Regions from separate parts of the Homo sapiens genome. Here region 2 is linked to region 1. Evidence: read pairs that join two places in POLR2A ChIA-PET (ENCODE). Cell type or tissue: OCI-LY7. All regions are shown on one strand. Links, peaks and the distances in the headings refer to the core of each region. The heading gives the core; the rest is flanking DNA.

Region 1 (9,242 bases), core at 1,489-6,488:
AAAAATATAAATTGCAACATAATTTTGTAAGCCTAACATAATTATTCAGTGTTAATTCTCCAGTATAACCTGATGTAATGATTACCTGAATGAGCACTGTCTGTACTTTCCCATAATAAAGAATGGCTTCCTCTCTCCTTGTATGTCACCTTGTTATAGAGAACTTGCATTAGTCATCTTTTTACAAGGTTATATGTCTTACCCCTTCAGCTAGACTATAAACTACTAAAGAGAAGGAACCGTTTTTCATAATTCATATCTTTAGCAGTACCTAATACACTGCTCTGTCTATAAAAAGCACTCAAATATTTAATGACCTATTCGCTGCATTTCAAAATTTGGCAGCTCTTTACTTCAAGGAATAAGATGGTTTCTAAGACTAAGGCTTAAGTAGCAATCCATTTCATAGTAATTTCCAGATTATCTCTTATTAAGGCTGTAGGCCAAGCCACATGGCTCTCACCTGTAATCCCAACACCTTGGGAGGCTGAGACAGGAGGATCACTTAAGCTCAGGAGTTGGAAACCGCAGGTCACAATGAGACCCCATCTCCACACACACACAAATTTTTTTAATTAGCCAGGCATGGTGGTGTGCATCTGTAGTCCCAGCTACTCGGGAGGCTGAGGTGGGAGGATCACTTGAGCCCAGGAGGTCAAGGCTGCAGTGAGCTGTGATCATGCCACTGCACTCCAGCCTGGGCAACAGAGTGAGACCCTGTCTCAAAAAAATAAAAATACGCTTTGGAAGGCTGAGGCAAGAGGATCACTTGAAGCCGAGCTTGAGACCAGCCAGGGCAACATAGCAAGACTCCATCTGTACAAAAAAATTAAAAAACTAGCTGGGCATGATGGTGCATGCCTGCAGTCCCAGACACCAAGGAGGCTGGAGTGGGAGGATCACTTGAGCCCAGGAGTTCAAGGTTATAGTGAGGTATGATTGCACCACTGCACTTCAGCCTGGGTGGCACAGTAAGACCCTGTCTCAAAATAAAAATTATTTTTTAAATCTGTTTTTAAATTATTTTTAATTAAAAAAATATAAAGCAACCGAGTCACTCCTTTTAGCTTACCAATTTTTCTAACTTTGCAGTTCTGCAAGTGTGGTTTAGGAACCCCTGGAGGTCCTCAAGACCTTTTCAGGGGTCTGCATGGCCAAAACTATTTTCCAAGTAGTATGAAGGCACTATGTTTCTTTTCCACTCTCATTCTTTCCAGAGTACAGAGTTTCCCAGAGGCTATATAACGTTGAAGACGGAACATGAAATAGGTCACATTTGGAAGATCAAGATAATTCAATGAATCAATATTTTCCAATGGCCAATGCATAATGTTATAAAACCATGTATAGATAAAAGATCCAATCAAAATGCAAAGACCAATGGATTTTAATGTAACAGGACACAAAATGTTCACTGATCTGGTTTCAGATTCTATCAGGATACTACCATTTGTCAAGTTTTGGTGTAGTATCAAAGAAGAATATCCAAAATTATCTGAAAAAGCTATTAAAATATTTCTCCCTTTTCCAGCTACATATCTGTGTGAAGGCAGATTTTCTTCTTCATATACTTCATCAAGAATATTAAAACAGACAATGCAGAAGCAGCTATCTGAACCCAGCTGTCTTCTAGTAAGTTAGGCATTAGTGAGAATTACAAAAATGTAAAACAATGCTAGTCTTCTCACTAATTTTCTTTTGTCTTGTGTTAACATATAATAGTTTATTAGCATTTTTAAATAAATATTTAAATTTTTATCAGATATAATTTCCGATAAATATCAACAGATACAACTCACATAAACAAGAGATCGTTGGGGTCCTCGATAATGTTTAAGATTGTAAAAGGGTCTATAGTTAAAAAAAAAAGTTTTTTTTGAGAACTGCTGGCCTAACTATATGTAGGTTGATTTGGTGTTCCCAATGCTAGGTTTTCTATCCATTTCACTAGGGAAATGCAGCCATTTCTCAGGAATGAACCATGTCAACACTGTACAACTTGGAGCAGTGGTCACTTAAGCTCTTGACAAATGTTTTGCACTCATTTTGCAATCAGCAATCCTCCTCCAATGAACAACAGATTTTCAGCAAAAGGCTTTGGCAAAAACATCAACCATTCTTTGATTCCCATTTCATAACGAGTAATCACTTAGCTATATGATCTGTTTTAAAGGAAAGCAGGGCTGGCTACAGTGGCTCACACCTATAATCCCAACACTTAGGGAGGCTGAAGCAGGAGGATGGCTTGTAGCCAAGAGTTCAAGACCAGGGTGACAAAACGAGACCCCATTTCTACAAAAAAACAAAAAACAAAAAATTTTTTTTTAATTAGCCAGGTCTGGTAATCCTGTAATCCTAACTACTTGTGAGGCTGAGGCAGGCAGACCACTTGAACTCTAGGAGTTCGAGGCTGCAGTGAGCCATGATCGTACCACTGCACTCCAGCCTGGGCAGTGGAGAGAGAGAACCTCTCTGTCTGTCTCTGTTTCTTTCTCTGTCTCTGTTTCTTTCTTTTCTTTTTTCTTTCTTTCCTTCTTTTCTTTTCTTTTCTTTCTTTCTTTTCTCTCTCCCTCTCTCAAAGAAGAAGAAGAAGGAGAAGGAGAAGAAAAATAGTACAAGAGAACGGACGGCACTTACTGAGCCCATCGCAAATGTCAGGCTCTGTGCTATACTTACATTATCCCATAATCTTCAAGACCCCTCAAGACCCCACAAAGTAACACAAAGCAGGAAACTAACTCAGATTTACTTGCCAAAGGTCACACAGTTAATACATGGTGGAATCAGGACTCAAAATCAGGCCTGTGTGACTCCAAAGTCCAGTGCTCTCTCCACTTTACCAGGTAACCTTCATAATACCGGATTGGAAATCAAACCTGTCACTTACTTTCTATGTCCCTGAGTGAGTCACAACTTCTCTCAGCCAGCTTTTTCATGTACAAGATAAGAGGGTTAGTATAGCTGATCTCCAAAGTCCCCTCCATAGCTAATATTCTTAGATTGCAATTCATCACAACCTCAACCTTACAGTTACAGTGTAAAAGTCCTTTGTATGTCTTTCTAAACAGAACAAGAGAAACAATGCAAATAATGGGGAAGTAATGAGTAAAATTATTAGGCTAAGATATAGCTTTTCATGCTTTAACATTAACAATCATCATGAAATACACTATAAGCATTTAGTAGGCATTGTATACTTTTCATTCCAGACAACAAAAGCTCCCTCCCTTCTTTGGCATAAGCTTGGGCATTCGGCCAGCTGACATCTCTAAGGGTGGTAAGCACCTGTTAACATGCTACACAGGAATACCTAACTGAAAGGGATTGCTATAAGGGAGCAAATCCCTCATCATTAGCTTGCATAGCACCATCTATTTTTTTTTTTTTAGCTCAATTATACAATACCCAATGAAGGTATTTGCCAGGCATTTCTGAGAAAAAGGAAAAGTTGCAGGAAATGGTGAAAACTGACACATGGCACTTCAACACACAAACAAAACACAAATCCAAGAAGAAACGTGCTGATTGCAGGACAGTATACAGATGAGGTTTTCCTGTATTTGCACCGTGATGTTGGCTAGGCTATCAAAATTTAGACTTCTTCCTATAACACGGACCATTTGAACACAATTCACTATGTGCCAGATACTGTGCTGAGCCCTTTAGAGACATCACCTCTAACGCTACAGAGCTGTAACATAAGATATTCATTTTAAAAGAGGAAAGGTCTTACAGCTAGTAAGTGACAAAGACTTGAAAACAAATCTGACCAACTCCAGAGCCTGTACTCTTCACAGTACATTTCTGCTGGTTTCAGAGAGAATGAAATGTCACCACTAGGTCAAAACAGAAAAGCAATGTGTAATATTTGAGCCAAGCTACAAGGGCATTTTAAAACTTTTAAATAAAAGTTTTTAAAAGCTTAAAATCCATTTATGGAAGTACCTAGTATTTAGATATTAGCGAAAGTCACAAGGTCACTGTCAAAAATCTATACTTCTTTGGATAACTATCAATACACACACTCAAGACATTTGTAGATGGCTGCTATTGCTATACCTTATATTCTTGTTATGCTCACATAACCTTAAAAAAATCTCTTTGTCCAAAGTAGCCAGAGAGCTGTATTTTACATGATACCATCCTTTTTACCCAAAGCCAGCATATTTTAACATATTACCCCAGGGCCTATTACTGAAGGGAAGTAACATGATTCGGGCCAAAACACAGTAGAAAAGTGACAAGGTTTATGAGGTGACTTACTAGGGGCTTTCAAAGGAATGACTGACAACTGGCCTACCAAAAGTTCTTTCAAACTTTAAAAAAGCTAAAATAAAGTTTTTTAATAGGGGCAAAAATGTAATTACAAAAGTCTTCAATACACACAATTTGAGTTATGCTTCACTGGAATTGAATCACCACTTTTTAAAAGGATCTTAAAATGGGAAATCAATCAAGTTCCAATACTGCTCAGACTAAACCACTCAAGCAAATCAATTTATGAATTTAAAATAAAATCATATAAAGACTCATTAAAAGAGAAGAAAAAAAGAAACAGATAATTTCTAAGAACAAATGTCAGAAGCTACATTGCCATTTCTTCTAATTGTTCATGATAATGTCCATAAAGAGTTCCAAAGATTATTTCCTATTTTGTTTTTCCTCCTGTGCATACAAATCATAGTGGGACAGGATAAAGTGGCAACTAACAAACACCAACAGGACTAACAAACTCAAATCCCCTTCCCTTACACACTGTACTGCTAAGAGAGTACTGAATCCCTCAAACGAGATGATTCCTTCCATGTGTTTCTTTTTGCCTGCTCATTCCCAAATTTAGTGACAAGAACACCCAACTTTTCAAGCCAAATAGATATGGATTTGAATCCCAGATTGACCACTTATCAGCTAAGTGATTCTAGAGTTACTGAACAAGGCTTCATTTTCTCATCAGAAATACAGTAACCACTTTGAAAGGCTAGTGTGAAGATTAACAATAATATGCACAACGCATGCCTGCTATCAGCATTATTATTCATTATGTGCCTGACACATTCTTTTTTGATGTTGCTGCTGTTTGTAATATCACTATTAAATAGCATAAGAAGGATACTCTGTTTCTCACTGGCAAATCGGAAGCAGGCAACAAAGCACTAGGAGTGACCTGTAATACAAACTTGCCCTAGTCGACCTTACTTGTCACAGCAAAGATTTTTATTCTAATTGCTTAAAAACTTTTCAAACTGCATAATGGGTAAGGGGTTTTATTTTGAAGTGATGAAAATGTTTTGGAACTACATAAAGTGGTGGTTGCTCAACATTGTGAATGTTTCATTTAAACTGAATCGTTCAGTTTAAAATGGTTAGCCTTTTAAAAAAACGTTTTCAGAAGGAACGAGGGGGAAAAAATCTTAATTATTCCAATTGAACATTATTAGGTGTAATAACACCCAATAATGACCAACCAACTAAGCTGGTTAGTGACCAACTCAGCTACGTTCATTTAAGATTTCCTGGTACACATTTCTAAACAGCAGCCTGACATGGTGAAAGCAGCCCAAGACTGAAGGGCAAGAAATCTACCTCTTGCCAGTCAGGAGATCGAGACCAGTCTGGCTAACACAGTAAAACCCCATCTCTACTAAAAACACAAAAACTTAGCCGGGCGTGGTGGCGGGCACCTGTAGTCCCAGCTCCTCGGGAGGCTGAGGCAGAAGAATGGCATGAACCCGGGAGGCGGAGCCTGCAGTGAACCCAGATCGCGCCACTGCACTCCAGCCTGATCACGTGAGACTCCGTCTCAAAAAAAAAAAAAAAAAAAAAAAGAAAGAACAAAAAAGAAATCTACCTCTTGCCCCAACTCTGCCACTAGTTGGGTGTGTGATTTTCAACTAGTGCCTTAACCTCTCTGGAACAAAGCAGGACTAAAAGGATCTCGCAGGTTTCTCACAAGGGTAAAACTTTATATTCTTAGCAAACCAATCATGTGAAATAAAATTGCCAAGATTTAAAAAAATTTACAATATACTCCAAATCTGAAAAACTAAAAGCCATCACACCTCCGGTGAGGTGAAAAATATAAATTATCCTAAATAGGAAAATTTTCTCATTTCAGGACAGTTGGGTCCTACTGACTCCTATTTAATGGAAAACAAAAGGCTCTATAATGACAGTGCCAAAATAATGTTCACTGACAATATTATCTAAGGGCAAAGAAAAAAGACTTAATAAAGAGACGACTAATGTGATAAGCTCAAGGTCACCCTTCTAAACGTAGCCGGTGAATTGCAAGTTTTCAACAAACTCATCATGTCTTTTTTCAACTATTAAAAAATGCATTAAATATATAAATATCATACATCATTAGCCTATAAATAAAAAGTGTACACAATTATCAATATCATTTTGCAAATAATTTTTTTGTCTATCATCTTTGGGTTAAAAACACCTCCTGCTACAGGGCTCTGAAAATGCTATAAATCTAAAAGAACCTTACACTGTTGTTCTTGAATCTGCCTGGCATAGAAAGCTACATCCTCTGATATCTTCTGGTATTTTGTTAAATGTAGGCTGTTAAAGAAATGTTTTGGCAACTAACATCTTAACTACCACTAATTAGGTTAAAAGGCTTGTCCTCTTCCAATGTGGCTCTATGTCCTAAGGGGAAAAACAGGAGTATGGTATGGCAAAAGCATGCAAACCTTTTAATTCAAATAAACACTGCCTTCATCTCAAGGTGATCAAGGTTACTAGTTGGGAACACTCAACTGCTCATCTGTTTTCTTCAAAGACGTAAGAAAGGCACTACTTAGATATCCATAACCAATGAAGCAGCAGTAAAGGAGATTTCAAAGGATAACCTGTAAGTTGTATCAAGCTACTGAGAATACATAGTGTTTTTACAACCAGAGCAACTTATCTAACAAACTTAGTGAAAAGGGTTGAGCTACTTACAGATGAAAAGAAAAATTCAGGTACTGTGTCAAAGTTTTCCAAATCAATTATCTAGATTCTGATGCCAGCAATAGATCCAGCAACTGAGTCTTACTTCTCTTTCTGGGAGTTAGCTATATCAAAATGAAGGCACGAAAGCAACAGATGCACATCCTTTCTAAAGAGAATACTAATTTTCTTTTTATCAGAATCATCATCACCTGTATATAACCATCACACCTGCAAACGTTATACCAAAACCAAACAAATTTTCCTCCTGATCTCACTTCTCTTGGGCTCCCTGCTTATACTGAGGGAACCCCAGGCTGCCAATCAAGTAGGCTTGAAACCCTGTAGTTGTCAGGCTTGTTGCTCAGCCCTCACATTCAGTAGTTACCAAGTTGCAACAGTTCCAAGACATCCTTTCTTTCTTTTTTTTTTTTTTTTTTTTTTTTTTTGCTAGTCTTGCTCTGTTGCCTAGAGTGGAGTGCAGTGGCATGATCATAGCTCACTACGGCTTTAACCTCTTGGGTTCAAGCAATCCTCCAACCTCAGGCTCCCAAGTAACTGAGACTACAGGCAAGCACCACCACACCCAGCTACTTTGTTTCTATAAAGATGTGGTCTCATTATGTTGTCCAGGTTGGTCTCGAACTCCTGAGCTCAACTGATCCTCCGCCTTGGTGTCCCAAAATGCTGAGATTATATATATACCTACTTCCACTACCTATACCTATTTCCACTACCTTTATTGCTTTCCCCCCAAATTATTACAATAGCATTTTAATCAGTGTACAGTAAGTTGTCATTTAATGTACTTGATAGGTTCTTGGAAACTGCGACGTTAGAGGAAATAACATATAATAAAACCAATTTATCAGAGGCTAATTGATATATACAACGGTTAAGTTCTTCTTGTCACAAAAACATCACCAAACTTCTAAATAAAAACCAAAACGCTTGTAATATTAAACACTGAAATAAATGTGAGCTATATATATATGTAAGAAAAGTTAACAAAAAACAAGATGACTACTTAATTATTCCAGTTCAAGAATGCAGATGGCCAGAGCCTATCCCAACAACTCAGGGCACAAGGTGGGCACCAATCCTAGACAGAACACCATTCCGTCACAGCGCACACTCACACACACACCCTCACTCACTCATCCTGGGACCATTTAGACAGACCAATTAACCTAAACTGCGCATCCTTCAGATATGGAGGAAACCAGAGCACCCAGAGAAAACCCACACAGACATGGGGAGAACGTGAAAACTCCATGTAGACAGTGGCTCCAGCCAGGAATCTTTTTTTTTTTTTTTTGGTCAACATTATAATGAAACAACATCGAATGAAACATTATTCGAGAACCAGTCGTATTTATTTCAGTCTGTCTTTCCACGTAACATTGTCAAACTCATAAAGATAGTCCTGATAATGTCCTTTATCACTGGGGCTTTCAAACAGAGTAAGGCTTGAATTCCTTATTCCTGCATTCAAATCCTTCTATCAGTAGCTCCAACATTCCTCTCCAAACTTACGCTCTGCTAATTCCTTTCATATATCGTATCGTCAACAAAATGAACCACTTATTTTCCATACAAATCTTGAGCATTCTTATTTTGCTAATGCTATTCCCTCCATATGGAATTCTCTTTTCCATTTTTCTCATAATCCAGTTCTATTTGTTTTCCATGGCTGATACTACACACTACACACACCCTCGCTGAAATCGCTCTATTATTCCCCTCCACTAGAAATAATTTCTTGTTCTTCTGAATTCTGGATCACTCTCTCTTAGGTACTTACCTTTTTAAAACACACAAACACACACACACACACACACAGACACACACACCCACATCCCATACTATCAACTCCCCTAATAGACTGTAAGCTCATAAAAGTATAAAAGTCAGAGTCCATGAATACTTTATCTCTGGCTGGGCACACTGGCTCATGCCTGTAATCCCAGGGCTTTGGGATACCCAGGCAGGAGGATGGCTTGAGCCCGGCAGTTCAAGACCAACCTGGGCAACACAGCAAGACTTGTCTCTACAAAATAATTTGTTTTTAATTAGCCAGGCATGGTGGCACATGTCTGTAGTCCTAGCTACTCAGCAGACTGAATGGGAGGACTGGTTGAGCCTAGGAGGTTGAGGCTGCAGTGAGCCGTGATCACACCACTGCACTCCAGCCTGGGCAACAGAACAAGACCCTGTCTCAAAAAAATAATAATAATTGTATATATATATAACTTATACAAAAGATACATATTTATGCATAATTTATGTATATATATTTA
Region 2 (9,242 bases), core at 2,623-7,622, 53 kb after region 1:
TCATGCCCCTAATCCCTACCCTGTGCTGCTCTTATAACCACCCTGTGGGATAGGCAGGAAAGATGAGAAAACTGGGTTTCAGCAAGGTTAAATCTCAGTTCAGGGTCATTTTAACACAGCGTCAGAGGGACCTGAGAGCTTGCAGTGAGAAGATGCTGGTCTGGGTAAGGAACTGGGTGAATAGGAAGGTCACAGAAGGTGAGAGTCTGGTGTGGGTGAGGAATGGGGCTAGGTCCTCCACCAGGGAGGCAGGGATCCAAGGCTGGGCTCTAATCCTGGCAGGAGAAGTGCAGGCTGGGAAGGCAGCTTCCCAGGGCTCCCCTCCACCCCGGAAACACTACCCACCCATCTGGGACAGCATAGCCATTTCTCGATCATATCTGCCATTGTCCTTTGTCCCGGGGCTCAGGGACCATGTGGGGTTGTGTGTGCTGACAGAGGTGGAGGAGGGGGACTCAGGGCCTCTGGTGTCTGGGAGGCTCAGATAGGCCAGGGTGTTCTCTGTTCACCTGCTGGACACTGGGCTGCTATGCTCAGGGGCAATGGCTCATACCACATCTCCTCTATCTGGAGTGTAATAAAAAGATCCAGGTGCCTAAGGCAGCAAGGTGAATCTGGGCCCCAAAGTTCTCGGCTCAAGTCCTGGTCTACCACTGACTTGCCTGGGACTTCAGGTACATCACTTTCTGTCTTGGCATTGTAACAGCTCCTGTTGGGGCTGTGGAGCACTGGTGTGTGGGTAAGTGTTGTGAGAAGTAGAGTCAAGAGTAGCTGGTGTCAGCTGCCACGGTAGCTGCGATCCTAGCACTTTGGGAGGCCAAGGCAGGTGAATCTCTTGAACTCAGAAGTTCAAGACCAGCTGGAACAACATGGCAAAACCCTGTCTCTACAGAAAATACCAAAAATTAGCCAGGCATGTTGGTGTGCGCCTATAGTCCCAGCCACTCTGGAGACTGAGGCTGGAGGATTGCTTGAACCCAAGAAGTTGAGGCTGCAGTAAGCTGTGATTGTGCCACTGCACACTCCAGCCTGGGTAACAGAGTGAGACCCTGTCAAAAAAAAAAAAAAAAAAAAAAAAAAAAAAAAAAAAAAAAAGCAGGTATGTGACTTTGGAAAACAGTCTGGCAGTTCATCTAAAAGTTAAACATAGCATCCCTGTATGGCCCAGCGGATGCACTCCTAGGTATACACCCAACAGAAATGAAAACACATGTTCACACAAAAACTTTTACACGACTGTTCATAGCAGCGTTATCCACAGTAGTCAAAAAGTGGAAATAACCCAAAGCCACCAACCAATGAACGGATACCAAAATGCAGTATTTCCACATAATAGAATATTATTCAGCCATAAAAAAGAATGAAGTACTGATGAGTGTTATGACATGGAAGAATCTTGAAAACAGAAGCTAGGCACGAAAGGTCACATACTGTATGATTCCATTTTTATGATTGGCCAGAATAGGCCAATCCACAGAGACAGAAAGTAGGAGCAGGGGAAATTGGGGGAAGGGACAGCTAATGGGTACAAGGTTTCTTTTGGGGTATTGAAAATGATCTGGAAATAGTGATGATGGGTGCACAACCTTATGAATAGAATAAAAACCACTGAATTGTACACTTTAAGGAAGAATTTAAATGATAGGAGAATGGTTTGTTTTTGTTTTTGAGACAAAGTCTTGCTCTGTCACCCGGGCTGTCGTGCAGTGGTGCGATCTCAGCTCACTGCAACTTCCGCCTCCCGGGTTCAAGCGATTCTCCTGCCTTAGTTTCCTGCGTAGCTGGGACTACAGGCACCCACCAACACGCCCGGCTAATTTTTGTATTTTAGTAGAGACAGGGTTTCACCATGTTGGCCAGGCTGATCTTGAACTCCTGACCTCAAGCGATCTGCCCGCCTCCGCCTCCAAAGTGCTGGGAGAATGTTTTTAAAAGAGAGAATAGCGAGCATTTCCTTCTCCAGATTCCATGCTAAGCACTTCCCATGTGCCTTGTGTAATCCCCACATCAAACCTAGAAGAGAAGAACCCTCATTATGCTTATTTCATAGGTGAGGAAACTGAGGCAGGGAGCGGTTCAATAGCTTCCCCAAGGTGGCACAGCTCTGGTGCCACATGCAAATGCAAGGTCAGTGTGGACGGCATTGCACCTCCACTGAGACCACAGGGTACTTTGTACAAGCTTTTCCTGTGGACAGTCTCCTTGTTCATCTTCCCTATCAGCCCATGCGGGCCTGGAGAGCAGACACCTTATTCAGCGACTCCCCACAACACAGCTCAAGGCCTGGCTCATAGACGTCTGTTGAATGGAAGGAGCACTGCACTATCTTTGCCCTCTCGGCTGGTTTGCAGAGAAATCGACTTTTCACAAAAGCACAGCATCCGCTGTGAAATCTTCAGGCTGCCAGAGGCTGCTTCACGCTCACCCTGAGGTTGCTGAGATGAGAGGCAAGAACCACCTCAAGTCGAGACAAAATGCATTTGTGGTTTTGAAGGAAAGTCGTTAGAAGACAAAGTCTGTCTTCCAAGGCCAAGGTTGCTCCAATTCCGTTTACTTAAAGTAGAAAGAAGACAATCCCTGCCCCGATGGGTCTGCGCTGGCTTGTAGGAAGGAGAGATTTTGCTGAGTATCCAACACTAACCGCAGGAGAGAGCAGAGGGGAGACAGTGGGAGCCAAAGCAAACATTCTGAAGTCAGAGATAATGGGAGAAGGTAAGAGGAAGAATAGGCTTGGAGGCCAAGCAGGAAGCAGGTCTGAAAGGAAGGGTGGGAAGGCAGGAAGCGTCCCGAGCACTTATGAGAAGATGGCCCTCCAGAGTCTGAGGGGGAGGTCTTGGAGGAACCTGGGCTGGCTGAGCTGGAGTCACAGCTGGCCTGGCCAAGACTCCTCCAACAGTCTGCTCCTGGGCCTCCCTGACTTGGGCCTCTCCCTGTCCTGTCATCCTCCATTTGAACCCAAAGTGTCCTTTCAACACACAGATTGTTCCTGTCCCAAAACCCTTCCACGGCTCCCCACTGAGAAGCATTCAGACGAGGCACTCCAGGCCTCAGGGTCCAAATGAAGTCGCAGGCCAGGTGCGGTGGCTCATGCCTGTAATCCCAGCACTTTGGGAGGCCAAGGCAGGAGAATTACTTGAGTCCAGGAGTTTGAGACCAGCCTGGCCAATATGGTGAAACCCCATCTCTACTAAAAATACAAAAATTAGCCTGGCGTGGTGGCGCACACCTATAATCCCAGCTACTCAGGAGGCTGAGGCACGAGAATCACTTGAACCCGGGAGGCAGAGGTTGCAGTGGGCCGAGATCATGCCATTGCACTCCAGCCAGGGTGACAGAGCGAGACCCTCCCTTTGTCCTTTCAGCTTCCCTTCCCCACTTCTCTCTGTGGCAATCCCCTAGGATCTCATGCACCAACCTTCTTATTCTTCCCCAAGTGAACTCCGCCTTTCTTGCTTTTTCCGTATTTTCTCTTTTTCCCAGATATGTCTCATCTCCTCCAATAGCCCCTTGTGGGACTATTTTCTCCACTTCTTTGAATCTCCCTCAATGTCTAATCTGGGGCTGGCCATGGACGCATGCTCAGTAACTACCAGAAAAACGAATCCAGTAGCCAGAAGGATGGAACACAGAAGGATTCTGGGCAACTGACCTGCCTAGTTCACGCTTATAGAGCTTGACGTGTTAGGCCGGGTTCACAGGTTTGCCAGGAAACAGACCCTGGGGAAAGGGTGGGGTCTAAACGGCATATCTGGGAGGTGGACGCTAACACAGAGTACGTTTGAGGGTAGCCACCTTTCTGAGCACCTCCGGCTCCATCCTGCTGAGGTCCTCTAGGAAATGGGAGAAAGCACAACTTCTAGTTGTCCCACCTGGAAAGTAAAGGATGCTGAAGTATTTACCTCCCGTCTCCCACTCACCTGGCTCAGGGCAGTTCCTGGGGTGTTTACACCTGTGGCCTGCTCCTGGCTCAGGCTGAAGGACACCTGTGGTGTGAGAGTCACAGATGCTTGCAGCAGGACCCCATAGGCAGGCTCCAGATGAGTGGGAGGGGATCAGACAGGCCCCCACTCTCCCAGCCTCTGTGCCTTTGCTGTGCTATTCCATCCCTGAACTGCCCTCTTCCAGGTCTCTTCTCCACTAGCAGTGAGCTCCTACACCTCCTTCGAGGCCCAGCTAAACGTTCTCCCTCTGGGAGGCTTCGCCTGACCACCCCAGAAGAGTTAGGGCCTCTCTCCCATGGACTCCCACCAGCACCCTTCCTCTCTCTTTTTAAATTTTATTTTATCATCATTATTATTTTTTTTGAGACGGGGTCTCATTCTGTTGTCAGGCTGGAGTGCAGTGGCACGATCTTGGCTCACTGCAGCCTTGACTTCCTGGGCTCAAGCGATCCTCCCACTTCACCCTTCTTCTCTTATCACTTTGTGCAGTGGCTCCCACAACAGCCACCCGCTGTTATCACCTTGCAACTGTGGTCTTGTCTGCCTGCCTCCCGGACTGCGAACTCTGCAAGGGTGAGGTCTCTGTCTGATTCATTGTGCCCCTAGCAGCAGCAGAGAGAAGGTGTCCTGTGAGTGACTGCATGAGAACAGCTGAATGAATAAGCAACAATAATAACTAACTATGTGCCCGACTCTGAGCTAACTTCCTTACACGTGACGCTTGTTTAATCTACCCAGACACTTACAAGGTAGGTGCTACTGTCACTGTTGACCTACAGATGAGGCAGCAGAAGCACAGAGGGCAAAAGGAACTTGCCCCAGGGCCCCCGCCCCACCAAAAAAACAAGAAGCTGAGTGAGGAATGATGGAGAGGCCCCTCCCAGTCCCTTGGGAGAGCTGTACTCACCCCCTGCAAGTCGAGGATAGGAGACTATTAGCTCCGCCCATTGGCTCACGATGGCTCTTCAAAGCTGCTTTGGGCTAGGAAAGGATCTGCTGAGTCTGCTGGGAGGATGTAGAGAAAGGAAGATAAATGGGGCAGCAGAGAGGGAGGGTCCTGGAGCCTGCCCACCTGTGAGCAGTGAGTTTGAGGAGCTGGGTGGGGGGTGCTGTAGGAGCAGCCGGGGGTGAAGTGCTGGATGAGGGTTGTTGGGCCACACAGTCACTGGGAGGGCAGGCGTGACAGTAGACACTCCCAGCCACACAGCCCCTTCCAGATTTCTTTCTTCCTTTCCTTTCCTTCCTTTTCCTTTCCCTTTCCCCTTCCCCTTCCCTTCTTTTCCTTTCCTTTCTTTTTTGAGACGGAGTTCCACTCTGTCGCCCAGGCTGGAGTGCAATGGTGTGATCTCGGCTCACTGCAACCGAGAAAAGGAGATAACTATCCTTTTCTTATAAGGTGTGATAAGGATAGAATGAATTTTTTTTTTTTGAGGCAGAGTCTCACTCACTCTGTTGTTGTAATAAACTCTGCCTCCCAGGTTCAAATGATGCTCCTGACTCAGCCTCCTGAGTAGCTGGGATTACAGGCACCCATCACCATGCCTGGCTAATTTTTGTATTTTTAGTAGAGACAGGGTTTCACCACATTGGCCAGGCTGGTCTTGAACTCCTGACCTCAGGTGATCCACCTGCCTCGGCCTCCCAAAATGTTGGGATTACAGGCGTGAGCCACTGCACCTGGCTGCCTTCCAGATTTCTAAGCAGTTTCTTACCCATAATCCCATGTGCTCCTCACTTCACCCCAGCCTGGGTGGCATGGGAAGGTGTGGGTTAGATGAGTCTGCACAAGATCACGAGCCAGAGCTGGGACTTCAAATTAGGTCACTTGGTCTGACCCCAAGTGCAGTATTCTTTCCACTGCCTCGTAGCTCTCAGTCCAGCCAGGATGGACCTTGTGGGTCAGATCTTGCTTTCCTGGAGGGACATTTGGGATCATGGGGAGAGAGAGCCAACATTAGTGCATACCAGACAAATTTCATTCCATCCTTGCCAGGAGCGGTGGCTCACACCTAATCCCAGCACTTTGGGAGGCCAACGTGGGTGGATCACTAGAGGCCAGGAGTTGAAGACCAATCTGGCCAAAATAGTGAAACCCTGTCTCTACTACAAATACAAAAACTAGCTGGGCATGGTGGTGCACGCCTGCAATCCCAGCTACTTGGGTGGCTGAGGCAGGAGAATCTCTTGAACCTGGGAGGTGGAGGTTGCAGTGAGCTAAGATGATGCCACTGCACTCCAGCCTGGGCAACAGAGTGAGTGAGACTCTGTCTCAAAAAAAAAAAAAATTAATTCCATCCTTATCACACCTTATGAGAAAAGGATCATTATCTCCTTTTCACAGTTGGAGAACCTGAGGCCCAGAGAGGTTCAGCAACTCAGCCAAAGACACAGCAAGCGATTAGAGGGCTAGGATGGGGACCCAGTTTGAACAGGCCCCAGAGCATAGGGTCTAACAGGCAGATGGGAGAAGAGGGCATTGGAAGGATTCATAAATTAGGATTTTTCCAGCTGGGTTTGGCAACTGCACAGTTTACCTACAATCTACTCACCTTGATGGAGTTTATACCTAGAGATCCCTCACCCTGCAGAACAGGAGACAGACTCCCTGAGAGACCTGCAACTCACAGTTCACCCAAGAGCAGGCATGAGACACCCAGCCAAGGTCACAAGTAAGAGGCGGGTACTCATTTCTTCTGTGGCCACAGGCAACTGAGTGGACTAGCCACAAACACAGTGGTCACTAAGGGTTACACCTCAGGAGCTAGGGGTCCTCTGTCTGCTTCCTCTGAGGCCCAGGGATGGACAGAGGTGCACGGCAGTGCCTCAGAGGGTGAGCAAGGATTTTGTTAGCCTCTATCTAGATCCCGACTGTTTTATGAAATTTGATTTGGCCTCTGGGGAAAAACTAGCTGTGATCCAACAAGGGCAAAAGCACAGATGCCGGGGGGGAAAAAGCTTGTCTCTTAAAATGCAAAAGCTTGAAGGTGCTTTCTGAAGATTGCAGTGAGATAATTCAATGGTAAAAGAGACATCCGTTCAGAACGGATAAAAATTTTGCAAGAATCACAGGGCAGGTTTAGGAAAGATGTTTTTGTAAGTAATATGAGACTAAGCTTGCAGGGACTGTTGAAGTTAGCTTTTAAGGAGAGGTGGAATTTTGCTTATTACATTAGGAAGATTTGGAATGAATAGAGAATCCTCCATGCAGTTAGGGTGGAAGGCACATAGGAAATACCAAAAGTATTGAAAAATTAAAAACCAAAAGCTACAATTGTTTTTGTCTTTGCAGAGTTGTCCAAACACATTCATTTCCCTGGTATCATGTGATCTGCATGACCTTATTATGGCAAAAGAATAGTAAACATTGCACCCTTAAAAAAAAAAAGCAGCTTCAATGAGATGTAATTCACAGACCATACAGTTCAACCATTTAAAGTGTGTAATTTGCCGGGCGCAGTGGCTCCCACCTGTAATCCCAGTACTTTGGGAGGCCAAGGCAGGAGGATCACTTGAGGTTAGGAGTTTGAGACCAGCCTGGCCAACATGGTGAAACCCCGTCTCTACTAAAAATACAAAAATTAGTCGGGCGTGGCAGTGGGTGCCTGTAATCCCAGCTACTCTGGAGGCTGAGGCAGGAGAATGGCTTGAGTCCAAGAGGCGGAAATTGCAGTGAGTCGAGATTGGGCCACTGCACACTAGTTTGGGCAACAGAGCAAGACTCTATCTCAAAACAGAAACAAAAACAAAAACAGGGTGTAATTCATTGAATTTTAGTATCGTAGTCCCCCTTATCTGTAGAGAATATGTTCCAAGACCCTCAGTGGATGACTGAAACTATAGATACCAGTAGACTTGCTTGTTCTGTTTTTTCCTCTTTGTACATACCTAGAAAAAGTTTAATTTATAAATGAGGAATGGCAAGAGGTTAACAACAGTAACTAATAATAAAATAGAACAATTTTAACAATAAGCCAGCATCACTACTCTTGCATTCTGCGGGCATTATTAAGTAAAATAAGGGGTTACTTAAACACAAGCACTACAGTATCAATACTGGCACTGATAACCAAGGCGGCTATTAAGTGACTTACAGGTGGGTGTTCATACAGCATGGAGATGCTGGACAAAGGAATGATTTGCATGCCAAGTGGGATGGGCCGAGACGACACAGGATTTCATCACACCACTCAGAACGGAATACAATGTAAAACTTATGAATTGTTTCTTTCTGGAACTTTTTTTTTTTTCAGATGGAGTCTCTCTCTGTCACCCAGGCTGGAGGGCAGTGGCGCGATCTTGGCTCACTGCAACCTCCACCTCCTGGGTTCAAGGGATTCTCCTGCCTCAGTCTCCCGAATAGCTGGGACTACAGGCGCCCGCCACCATGCCTGGCTAATTTTTGTATTATTAGTAGAGATGGGCTTTCACCATGTTGGCCAGGCTGGTCTCGAACTCCTCACCTCAGGTGATCTGCCCACCTCAGCCTCCCAAAGTGCTGGGATTACAGGTGTGAGCCACCACGCCTGGCCTGGAATTTTCTATTTAATATTTTTGGGCCACAGTTGACTATGGGTAACTGAAACCACAGAAAATAAAGCCACTTGCCCTGTTTTGTGTTTGCTTACACTCTTATTGCTCCCTGAGGTTTTTTTTTTTTTTTTTTTGAGGCAGGATCTCCCTCTTTCACCCAGGCTGGAGTGCAGTGGCGCAGTCATGACTTACTGCAGCGTCAACCTCCCAGGGTCAAGTGTTCCTCCTACCTCAGCCTCCTGAGTAGCTGGGACTACAGGCGTGCACCATCACACTCAGCTAATATTTAAATGCTTTAAATAGAGACAGGGTATCACTTTGTTGCCCAGGCTGGTCTCAAACTCCTGGGCTCAAGTGATCCTCCCACCTCAGCCTCCCAAAGTGCTGAGATTACAGACGTGAGCCCCACGCCCAGCCTCCCTGAACATATTTTATGAGTGTATTGTTTACTTGCCAGACTGTATTCACATAGTTGTTCTAATTTCGGAACATTTTTAAAAAATGAACTCTGTATCCATTAGCAGTCATTCCCAATTTCCTTTTTTTCCCAGCCACTGGCAAGCACTAATCTTCTTTCTGTCTCTCTGGATTTACCTATTCTAGACATTTTACATAAATGGAATCTTACAACATGTGGTATTATGGGTTGAATCGTGTCTCCCCCACCCCTACCAAATTCATAAATTGAAGTCTTAACACCAGTATCTCGGAATGTGGCCTTATTTGAAAACAGGGTCATTGCAGATGCAATTAGTTTAAGAAAGGGTCATT

What was found. ChIA-PET counts read pairs that join two places held together with the same protein. Peaks named below come from ENCODE experiments on the same cell type or tissue, not always from the same donor. Only the 100,000 strongest peaks of a DNase experiment are listed, where the experiment ranks them.
Region 2: POLR2A ChIA-PET joins it to region 1 with 5 read pairs; 6 of 35 experiments call an interaction of 5 or more read pairs at or near these places.

Annotation. Positions count from the first base shown.
Region 1 is chr9:123,248,655-123,257,896 of GRCh38, forward strand. All of the region lies in intron 1 of STRBP (spermatid perinuclear RNA binding protein), which reads right to left. Among named protein-coding and RNA genes, the nearest start is that of STRBP, 15 kb to the right of the region's middle. In OCI-LY7, for the core only: no CTCF peak of the experiment used is centred there; no DNase peak of the experiment used is centred there.
Region 2 is chr9:123,300,366-123,309,607 of GRCh38, forward strand. It overlaps LOC105376265 (a long non-coding RNA gene), which reads right to left. Exons shown (of 4, transcript XR_930331.3): 2 at 5,654-5,855; 3 at 4,849-4,946; 4 at 4,460-4,543. Among named protein-coding and RNA genes, the nearest start is that of STRBP, 36 kb to the left of the region's middle. RefSeq lists an enhancer at 4,591-4,640. In OCI-LY7, for the core only: no CTCF peak of the experiment used is centred there; a DNase peak (open chromatin) is centred at 4,866; H3K4me3 peaks cover 1,032 bases; H3K27ac peaks cover 1,171 bases.